3 separate regions of the Homo sapiens genome follow, and all the other regions are linked to region 1. The links are chromatin contacts, found by Hi-C in ENCODE. All regions are on one chromosome and are shown on one strand. The core of a region is the stretch at or near the end of the contact, and the rest is flanking DNA. Distances in the headings are between cores, read along the strand shown. Region 1 overlaps LOC107984374 (a long non-coding RNA gene). Region 2 has its middle 36 kb from the start of KCNJ1. Region 3 has its middle 43 kb from the start of ETS1.

The links. A loop is a pair of places that touch in the nucleus more often than their neighbours do. Pooled maps may share reads with other maps.
Region 2: a loop to region 1 is called in a pooled map, with 3 times the contacts of the local background. The contact joins two enhancer-like sites. A Hi-C loop is called at or near these places in 1 of 168 maps with a recorded cell type or tissue (CD4-positive, alpha-beta memory T cell), 1 of 37 single-sample maps with no recorded cell type and 4 of 50 pooled maps.
Region 3: a pooled map shows a loop between it and region 1 (2.6-fold over the local background). The contact joins two enhancer-like sites. A Hi-C loop is called at or near these places in 1 of 168 maps with a recorded cell type or tissue (CD8-positive, alpha-beta T cell) and 9 of 50 pooled maps.

The regions. Positions count from the first base shown.
Region 1 is chr11:128,049,722-128,053,322 of GRCh38, forward strand. It overlaps LOC107984374 (a long non-coding RNA gene), which reads right to left. Exons shown (of 2, transcript XR_001748082.2): 2 at 1,862-1,985. Among named protein-coding and RNA genes, the nearest start is that of LINC02725, 44 kb to the right of the region's middle. Within about 2 kb of position 1,695, at least 2 of the 41 ENCODE cell types and tissues checked have a DNase peak (open chromatin) inside an H3K27ac peak, as active enhancers do; they include CD8-positive, alpha-beta T cell, where a contact is called at or near this core.
Region 2 is chr11:128,829,466-128,833,066 of GRCh38, forward strand. No RefSeq gene overlaps it. Among named protein-coding and RNA genes, the nearest start is that of KCNJ1, 36 kb to the right of the region's middle. Within about 2 kb of position 1,871, at least 14 of the 41 ENCODE cell types and tissues checked have a DNase peak (open chromatin) inside an H3K27ac peak, as active enhancers do.
Region 3 is chr11:128,628,962-128,632,562 of GRCh38, forward strand. No RefSeq gene overlaps it. Among named protein-coding and RNA genes, the nearest start is that of ETS1, 43 kb to the left of the region's middle. Within about 2 kb of position 1,575, at least 12 of the 41 ENCODE cell types and tissues checked have a DNase peak (open chromatin) inside an H3K27ac peak, as active enhancers do; they include CD8-positive, alpha-beta T cell, where a contact is called at or near this core.

The DNA of each region.
Region 1 (3,601 bases), core at 445-2,944:
ATACAGGAAGGTGTTGTAAACCAGGAGACCTCCATGAGCGAAGCTTCAGTGAAAAAATACCAGAGGGATTGATGAGTAACACTTCATGTAGAGCCATCTCTATGGGTTTGAAGCTTTCCTATTAGAATTTACCTGTCAGATTCTGAAGAAGAGGGAAGTAAAGAAGCTAAAGAGATAAATGGTGTGCAGGCTGAACACAATCTGGTCTTCCGGAGATGACACCACATTCACAATAATAAAACAAAGGCACTAGGAACACCAATAAGGAAAAATCACCCAGAAGTGAAAGTGTGAATCAGTAACATAAAATGTAAGCCATAAAGATGAAGCTCCAACCGTCCTGAAGACGTGGGCATTGAACATAGGCCAACAAAGATCTTTAGCTCGTGCTTTGGAGAGAAAGAAGTTAAAAATGAAATTATGAAAATAAATAAAATAACAAAAACTAACAACAACAATAAAATAGCAGGTGACTTTATAAAGTACCTACTACTTTTCTAACTACTTTGCATATATCCACTAGTAATGGGATTATAATGACCCTTTAATGTAGGTGCCATTATTATGAGAAAACTGAGGCATAGAGAAGTTAAGTAATGACTTGCGCAAGGTCACACTACTATAACAGCAAAACCTGGATATAAACTCAGACGTTTTGCCTTCAAAGTCTATATATTCCTGACCACTGTGATATACTACCATTGCAAATTAAAACTTGGGGCTTTAAAAATGATCAAGAATCATATTCAGGCATATGTTAAAAGAAAAACTTCAGGCAAATTAAATTTAAAAGAATTTACATGAGCAAAAAATGATTCAGGCGTCAGGCAACTCTAAGAATCAGAAGAGGTTCAGAGAGCTTTTTTTTTTTTTAGGAGAGTGAGCAGCGAGCTTTTATTGGCAGACACAGAAGTAAAGTAGAAGAATCATTTTATTGGCCACAGCTAAGATGTCTGCCTTATTTGAGTACGGTATGATGAGTTGACTGCCTGTGACTGGCTGAAACACTTCTGTTTATTATACTCCTAAGTTAGGTTTAAGTGCTAAGTTAGGTTGTACTTTGCTACGTAGGAACTCAAAGTATGGAGACAGACTCAGGCTAGTGGCCTCCAGCTTATTTAATTTAACCTATAGAACTTCAGAGTTTATGAAGCATTTATATTCACGATCCCATTATTCCTTTTATCACCATGAGAGAGGCAGTGCAGAAAGCAGGGTTTCCCTTCCACAGAAGAGATGACTGGTGCCCAGGGAGGACTCAGTGTCTGATCCATGTCCCAGTGAGTGACAGGTCTTTTTGGCCTAAATCTTTGTCTTTTTTTTCCCCAAATCCTATGACCTTTCAACAACATAGAGTTGACTCAACTAGAAAGCAAGTAAGATTGACCAGCTGGTTTCTGATGTCAGGTTCCTTGATAAATACAAATATTTTCCACCAACAAGTGAGACTAATGCTATGTCTCAGTAAAATAGTAAAAGGAACTCACAAAATAGTTTCTGCAGATTCATGCACACAGGGTGTGTGTGTGTGTGTGTGTGTGTGTGTGTGTGTGTGTGTAGTTTTGGTAGTAACAAGGGCAAAAGAAAATAAAAGTAAAAAACACTACTTGCTTCCCCTCAAACATGTGAGGAATAGCAGGCCTCATATATGTATTCTGAATGTCTGAATGCACTATAATAAAAGACTTTTGATCCAGTGAACAAAGAGATCGGTTTTGTTTTGGCTTTTTTTTTTCTTTTCCTGTGAGGGTGCTGTGGGGCAGGTGATGGTGAACAGGAACATGAATCAGAAAAGAAGCAAGAGTCCAAAAGGCAGTGATGGGGTCTCACAAGTTGAAAGTGGGAAGAAGAAAAAAACAAATTATTGTATTTCTTTATTCATTTCTCAACAGACTTTTTTAGTTGTTTCTTCATCTTAGCTGTTTTGAATGATGCTGCCGTGAGCATGGAGGGCAGCTGTCTCTTCAAAACTCTTCTTTCATTTCCTTGGGGGGAAACATAAAAGAAGAGAATCACGTTCTTGGAAATCAGACGGATGAGTGTGCAAAAGAGAACAGGAAAGAACCAAAATAAGGATGAAATACTTTGGAGAAGAGAAGAATGAAATCCATGAGAAACAAAAGCAAAAGTGACAAACAGGGAAGAGTGCTGAGTTCATAGGAAATTTATGTTTTCTTTCTGGAAATTTTAAGTGGCTTGCATGATTGTGAGGTAAGAGTTCTCAATAAGTTAAATACATTTTAAAATAAAAATTTAAAAGGCTATCAAATGTGATGATTTATGTGAAAATATTCTCCAAAATTATAAAATGCTGTTGAGGAGCTAGATATTATTGTTGCTATTACCATTGATGACATTTTCTGTGGTGTCATTCCTGGCAGGCCACCAAGTGATTTTACTCAGCTCCATCATATTTGGGGGCTATGGTTCCATGTTAGATAAAATCACCTGTCCTTCCACTCCTCTGAATACAGTCGAATGGATATTATCTACTGATGTCAACTACAATCTTATAATAAAAGAAATAGTGAGCTATTTTCCACTTTTATTTAATATGGAATATGAGAAAATGATCATAAATTACAGCAAGAGTGATTTAGGTTCAGAATGGCAAAAAGAATATTTTCTTGCTGTTTATGCATGGAAACCGATTACTCGGGAAATAGAACTATCTCTTTCCCAGCGATAACAAGAAATTGTTTCCTGCTTATTTTCAGTTGTTTAGAAGAGGGCACTTGGAGGTGGACTGGGCTGCTGAAGGGGGTCATTTTGAGAGACCTGTTGAAATCCTCAAGCTGTATTATATAAATACAAGATGTGCTATTGAGATGTGCTATTAAGCTAGACACCTACCAGTGCTTCAATCCTATGCATCCTCAAGTAGCCTTCAACAGTTAATACAAGTTTTAAAATACCTTTAGTTCTGAAAATTGTTGAAAACGTTGAGAGTGAAAACATTGAAAAATCTCAAGTATTTCAGGTAATAAAGAAATCATTACTGGATTTTTCTGTTTTCAATTGCTATTTCATTTATTTTCCTCACTCAAAACATTCTTTGCCCAGGCTGATGCAACTTAGTTTGCTTTATTCACCCAAAATATAGGACTTGATGTTTCCTTCCTTATACAACTTCCTACTCAAATCCCCTATCTTCCTTAAAGGCCGTGAAGGTGTTCTCTGCTTCCTTATCCTTTCAACCAGTCCCAGAAAGTTGTTTCCCTTTTCGTTAAGAGGCATAAAAATGTCAGTGCCACTGAATATACAATATCTTTATTCTCATCATCTAGGAGACAGGATGTGGTTAGGGTGTTAAATGTCAGGCATGTCAGATTTCACTTCCTGCTTCATAATCAATCCAATATGGGTCTACCAGGTCCCTGTTATATCCAAGCTTTTCCAAGATCTTGCTTCTAATCTGACCTGGACTGCTCTTACTTCAATTACCCAGGGACAAAGTTAACAATACCTGGCAATAACCCTCCCCTTCATCTACCTCCTGGCCCTTCTTCCATCTCCAGGGTTATAAAAATGAAGGAAATGTGTTACGACTGATTCACATGGCTTGGGAGTTGCTTGCTGGATGATTTCATAGTCTGGCTAT
Region 2 (3,601 bases), core at 621-3,120, 780 kb after region 1:
AGGAAGTCAGTCCATGAAGGTGGGCCCTGGACTGTCTTTGTTGTTCTATCCCAGGGGCCTCAGCAGGCCCCAGTGCCACAGGCTCTCAAAACACATTTGATGAGTGAATGATAGAGTGAGTGAATAAGTGAAAGAATGCATTTATGTTTACTTCTGAGTCTTTTTGGGTACACGTATATGCACATATATATGCAACAAAATTCTACATTTTAAAAAACATTTCACACTTAAAACCTTTTTTAGCTAAAAAAATGTTTATAATTTCTGGTACACACTTCTTTCATTTGATGTTTTGAGGACATTGTCTAAAATCATTCCTTATTTTTAAGATGTGGTGTATGGAGTGTTGTGCTCTCACATCCTGAACCTTGGACACATTTCCTCTTCCTGGACTCCCCTCCACCCATCATTTGACTAACTCTTCCTTTTGCTTCACATTTCACTTCCATGTCTTTTTCTCAGAGAAGCTCTCTCTCCTCGGTGCCTCACACTAGGTAAGGATGCCTTGTGCCAATTCTCCCCTCTGACATTGGTGTGCCCTGTCAGCTGCCCCAAGAATATGAGCTCCATGGAGCTCCTAGTGTATTTTATTTTCTAAATGTGTCTGTAGGACATTGTTCAGTGCCCAAATATTTGTTTAAAATAGCAGGCTGGGCGCGGTGGCTCACGCCTGTAATCCCAGCACTTTGGGAGACCGAGGCGGATGGATCACGAGGTCAGGAGTTTGAGACCAGCCTGACCAACATGGTGAAACACCATCTCTACTAAAAATGCAAAAAATTAGCCAAGAGTGTTGGCGCATGCCTGTAATCCCAGCTACTCAGGAGGCTGAGGCAGGAGAATCACTTGAACCCGGGAGGTGGAGGTTGCAGTGAGCTGAGATCGCGTCACTGCTCTCCAGCCTGGGCGACAGGAGGGAGATTCCATCTCAAAAAAAAAAAAAATAGCGTAGCATTTCACACTGCATTAACTGATTTCCCTGTCATAGTACACTTAGGCTTTTCACCCCTACACATAATCCTGCAACAAACATGCGTTTATGTGAATTCATCTATTAGGTGTCTGTGGTAAAAATAATCCCTTAACAAGGAATATGACTTTGTGGTTAATTCTGTGTCATGTGTTCTACTAATTGATCTTCTCAACAGCCACATGGGGTTGGTTTCATTATCATCAGCTTACGAATGAGAAACCCACAACTCAGAGAGGGTAAGCGAGTTACCAAATTCATATGAAAGCAACTGAAAAAGAATTTGGACTCAGGCCTCCGGGAGACAGGAGCTGGCCTGTTCCTGGGAAAGCCCATGAATTTTGACCCAGACTAACCTGTGCTTTCAAAAGTGCCTGTTCTGCTATCTACAGTTGTTACTGGGATTAAATGAGTAGATACTTATAAAGCACTTAAAATAATGTCTGCTCATAATAAACCCTGTATAAATGTTGAATATATAGATACATAGCAGCTCTGCCCTGACTAGCCGTGTATGGACCATGAGCATGCATCTTAACCTCTCTGGGCCTCAGACTTCTCATCTGTAAAATGGGAGTCATGGTATTATGTCAGCTTTATTGTCAGGAAAATGTAAAGCACATGGAATCTCATAGACTCTAACACATGGTAACAACTTCCTCTTCGAGCCAGTCTAATCTCTCTAGAATGATAAACTTCTATATTTAAATCACAATTTAAATTTTTTTATGTCTTTCACGGTCATTTTATCACCCCAGCAATGACTAGAAGGCCCAATATTTTATATATCTCTGTTAAATATTCTAAGCATTATTAAGAGCTTTCTGGGTATAGCCAAGCCCTCTTAACCGTCAGAGGCAGACTACTTTTCAACCAGGTCAGTTTCACTTTTGCGATCTGGAAGTATATGGCGCCACCTGCTGGCCAAAGCACACCTCGCCAACAAAGTGCAGGTTAGTTCAGGATTGCCCATTCTAGTAGGATCCCCCCTCGACCCCTACCCTCCCCTGTCTTCACTTCCACCCAGGGGGAAATCTGAAGCACAGGATGGGTCAGCAATCGACTCTTTCTGAAGCTGGGTAAGACACATTATTCCTCTTGAACAGGCCCCCCTGCAGAAACTTAGGGACCCTAAGTTTCTCCACTTATGAAATAACAGGGTAGGGTCAGGCTTTGCCTAGGTCCCTCTCACCGCTAAGCTTCTAGGATTCTGTGAGTTCACCTCGGAGGCAGGCACAGGGAGGAAGGTGAGCTACTGTGTCTCAGGTTAAAATCAAGCCTGGAAATGGAAAGCAAGGCCAGGAATGTAGGCTGGGAAACGATGAGGCCCAGGACAGAGGAAACGAGGGCACAGCATGGGACCCCCGCTCATCAGCCAGACCCACCCTGCCTTGGCCTTGCCCATCATCGGCAGAATAATCATCATCACTCAAACTACCGCTTATTGGGAGCCTATATCAGACACAGTGCTAGGTTCTTTACATAGTGTTTTGTTAAATATTATTTCATACTATATCTGTACACTATCCCTTTAAGGTAGGTATTATTGTTGTTCACAACTGGAAAAAAGACTCAGAAAGGCTAAGAATTTGTTCAAGCTAAACACAGCCAATAAGTGGGAAATCTGGGATTTGACCCAAATCTGTCTGTCTTCAAAGCCCCTGAACCTTGCACCTTATTTCTTGCCTTCATCCCTCCTCCTTCCTTGCCTACTTTTTTCTTTTATGCTTCATCAGGCTGTGTTTTTCCGAGGCTATCACAGGTTCAGGTTGCATCTGGCCATTGATGTGGGGAACTGAGATAACCATAGGGATAATTGTGGTCTCTACTTGCCATTTTTAGTTCAACTAAAAACAACTTTGCTGGTGGCCTCAACAGCCCACTCATTAGTGATTGCTTACTTTCACTTTGTTGGTGTAGATGAAGGTGCCTCCGTGTCTTCCCTTCCAGTGAGGGCTTCCCAGCTTCCTCAGATGCTAAGTGCAACTGTAGATACACGTGGCCTCTGTGTTCCCAAAAGAAGCAGTGCAAGGGTGCAGGGCTTTATCCATTCCCAGACTCACCTGCCTTTCTGATCCTGGCTACCACCTTCCAGGTGCATTTTCCTTCAGGAACAGTGACTGCCAGGCACAAAGTTTGTGGGTGGCTCCAGGAAAGGGGAGAGGCACAGGAAAGAACGCTGGGCTAACTAGCAGGCAGGCACCCTGGCTTCTGACCCCTGCTTCCCCACTTCACAGCTACATGACCTGGGCAAGTCATAGGGTCTCTGAGACTCAGTTTCCCATCCTGAAAAATGGAAATGACGACACTTTCTCTGCCTCCCTCAAAAGTTAGTTTCTGCCTCTAATTCTCTAATCTGTCCCTCATGCCAACACAAGAGATATAGTCCCAAAATACTTGTTTAATCATCCCATGCCCCCTCAAAGACTCTGGTGGTTTGACTGATCAAGCCAGGACTCAAACTCAAGTCGGCTTGGCACCAAACTTCTGCCTCTTTGGACCATTCCTTCCACGTGGCCATGCTGTGGCCATGTAAAACTGCACGGCACTTCCCAGAGCCCCCAGACACATTCACGCTCCTGTGGCTCCGTCCGTCTGGAACATGTGCCCACCTGGTCACACCTCTCTACC
Region 3 (3,601 bases), core at 325-2,824, 580 kb after region 1:
TTGTGTCATCGAGGGTGCTTTCAGAACCCATGCACCCAGAACCAAGTTCGGCCGTCAGCCACATGGAAAGGCAGCACCCCATCCCTTCCCCTTAGCACTTCCTGACCCTTCTCCTTTTGCTTCCTACTCCTAGTTTTCCCCCTTCCGCAAAGAAAAGAGTTCTAAACCAGATCACAGTAAGACCTTAGGGATGAAAGTAGCCATCCCCTTCTGAAGGTGTTTGCATTCTACAGAATGGAAGGATTCTGGCCAGGGCTGCAGCAGGTAGTGGTGAGCATGAAGCCAGGAAGGCTAAGATCAAAATCGGGGACCCTGCGGGAGATTGGAGGGGACTTCTGAGTGTACCTCACATTCCATCAGATAGGCCCTAATCATTTTGCCAAAGGGAGGGATTTGAGGGGATCATAGCAAAGGTTCTCTTATCAGGACAGCCCCAGGAAGCCCTGCAAAGGTGAGGAGAGACAGCCAATGAAGGATGAAGCTGTGTGAATTTTAGCTTCAGCCTCAGGTTCTGCTCAGCAAAAGTGGAAGATCTGGTCATTTATAGACTCCTGGACTTAAATCAAAAGAGCCAGAACCTCGACATAGCGACTCCAGGAGCTAGGTGACACTGAAGTCACCTTACCCCTCCATATCCTGTAAAACAGGGATGATCACAAGAGAAAGTTGTGGAGCTGAAATGGGCTGATGCACTCGAAGGCTTTTTCACTCAGAGACGGTCAGAAGACATTTGCCAGATGATTTCCAGATGTGTCAGAATGGGGAGCACTCTCTTTTGAGCAGGATAGCTCTCTCCCACACTTAATGTATGCCTGAGAGGAGAGAGAGAGACAAAGAATGATCAGACTGTACACCATTTGTGGACAAAGGGTCATCATAGGGCTTTGACAATTCTCCAAGAGCACTGGTTCCACATAGAAGCTGGCTTCACAGGCTGGCATTGGGATTAGGCCAGAGGTCAGATAGTAGGTGTGGCAAGGCCCCAGGTGGGCTAAGGCTGGCCATGGAGACAGGTGGGCTTTCCTGTTGAATGCTTCCAGGGAAGTCATGCCGTCTGGAACCTCAGATTTGGCAAATCAGCAAAGGAAAATTGGTCGCAATTATTTTCCAGGGCTTCCATGCTCTCTGATGTGTTAGATCCTTGTTAGCATTAACCAGAGTTAAACATTTGTTTTATTCTGTGGATGGAGAGACAGGTTTTAGAACACCTTCCCTGACAAGGTTAAGGTTGCAGGTTCTGAAAATTATCTCCGGTCTCCAAAGTTTTTGTATTTCAGTGTCTTTGGTGCTTTTTTGTTTTGTTCTATTTTGAAGTAACTTTATAGTTTTTGTTTGTTGTTTTTTTTTTTTAAGTACAGATATGTTGAGCACAGAAAAAAAAAAAAAAAAAAACATTGCAATAACCTTGACTTCTGAAAAGTCCTCTCATTCTTCCAGGGGAGGAATTTTGTTTTTCAGGAACTGTTTTTTCATAAAGACAAAAGTCTTAGCAGTTTGGATTTCGGCCTTTGAGTTTTTCTTTTCATCATGTGTAATTTCAAATTGTACTGAGGTCCTTCCTCCTGGAACCTAGCGAATACAGCTCAATGGCGCCCCCTGAAGGCCAACGTAGAGGGGTACAGTAAAAGAGGATAAAATGAGGAACCTCCAGCCCTCCGTATCCGACCAGCCAAGACAAACCACCATCTAGGCCCAAAGGCAGGTTAGCGTGTGGCAAAACCCAATAGCTGCATTCAAAACCCAGTTCTGACAACAACAAGCTATTTCTGCATGTTCCCACATAGTTGAGAAGAGATTGAGCTTTGGCATAAAACAGGTCAAAGGCCTTGGATTGAATTCCAGCACAGACAAGTTACTTAATCTCTCTAACTCACTTTCTCTTTCTGTATAATGTAGAATACAAAGTGATTTTTTTAATTGCTTACTATGTGCAGGCTTTGTCCTAAGTGTTTAGCATGTGTTAGCTCATTTAGTTCTTGCTAAAACCCTCTAGTTTGTGTGCTATTAGTACCCACTTTGTACAAATAAGAAAACTAGGGCCTGGAGTGAGTCAGAAGCCTTCACAGCTGCTAACTGAAAAAAACAGGGCTGAACGCATGTGGTGCAGTCCGGAGCCTGGACTCACCGCCACATGTCACACTGATGCCCATACTTACCAGGTGGGACCACCGTGAGGACTAGAAAGAGAAATGTCAACCACATAGCCCTGGACTGGCACAGAATAAATGCCCAACAAATAATAGCCATAATTATTCCCATTCTTGGTCGACCACCTTAATAAAAGCTACCATAGAGGCAGGGAATCAGTAAGAAGAGATGACTAAGAGGATGCTTACTGCATGTAGGAAAATCAGTTAATGCTCGTGTGACTGGCTTATTTCCCTTTGCATACTGTCCTTCAGGTCCATCCATGTTGTCACATATGGCACGATTTTCATTTTTTTTTAAGGCCGAGTAATATTCCACTGTCTGTATCTACCCATTTTCTTTATTCGCCCATTGATGAACATTTAGGTTGTTTCCACATCTTAGCTCATCTTGACAGTGCTACAATGAACATGAGCATGTTAATATTTCTCCAAGATCATGATTTCAATTCTTTTGGATAAATACCTAAAAGTGGAATGGCTGGATCCTATATTAGTTCTGTTTTCCTCTTTTTGAGGAACCTCCCTACTGTTTTCCATAGCGGCTATACCATTTTACATTCCCACCATCTGCGCCAGAGTTCGAATTTCTCCACATCCTCACCAACACTTTTTATCTTTTGTTCTTTTGATAACAGCCATCCTCACTATTGTAAGGTGATATCTCATTATGGGGAAAAATTATATGAAAAGGAAGCATCAAATTAATAGGCAAGAAAACCAGTACATAGTATTTGGACAGTTGGCATATTACTTAAAAATTATGTATGAATCCAAAAAATTAATTAACTCTTACTATATTAGTATTCTGATTGTTGACATTAACCTGTAACAATAGGAGAAAAAGTTAGTTCAGGAATCACTTCCCAATTACATCTGTTACAAATGCAAGGAGAAACAAATACAAGGAGAAACTCCTTTGCATACAATATTTTAAAGAAAAGGACAGGTGAGTTTTGGGATGCGAGGAGAGGGGCAAGAAACTGTCTTCTGTGTGGAGAGGGATCTTGAAACATATCTTCCAATGGGAGGCCAAATGCAGGGGGGCATTGCTTTCAAGAAACTAAAGGTCCTGAGTGCCTCCCAGGATAGCAGTTAATGAGCATGAGCTGGGTTTTCAAGAAGTCTGAATCTATTCAACTACAAAGTAGCTTCCTTCAACTGTAGCAGCCTTGAGAACTTGTGTTCTGCACCTACAGAGACCCCTTCTGCCCAAATACTGGTGGTGCAATGCAGCCAACCGCTGCATCTCCCAAAAGATGCCGGGAAAGAGGCAGACACCCAAACCCACCCTGGGCCTGGGCAGACCCCTCTAGCCTCTGACAAGTCCAGGCACTGCTCAGACCTTCACATGCACACCTAGGGCCCCTTCATTATTCAGCAAGCTCTTCCCAGGCTCCCATCTGGCATCAGGCATGGTGCTGGGAGCTGCTGGGCACACGGATGAGCAGGTG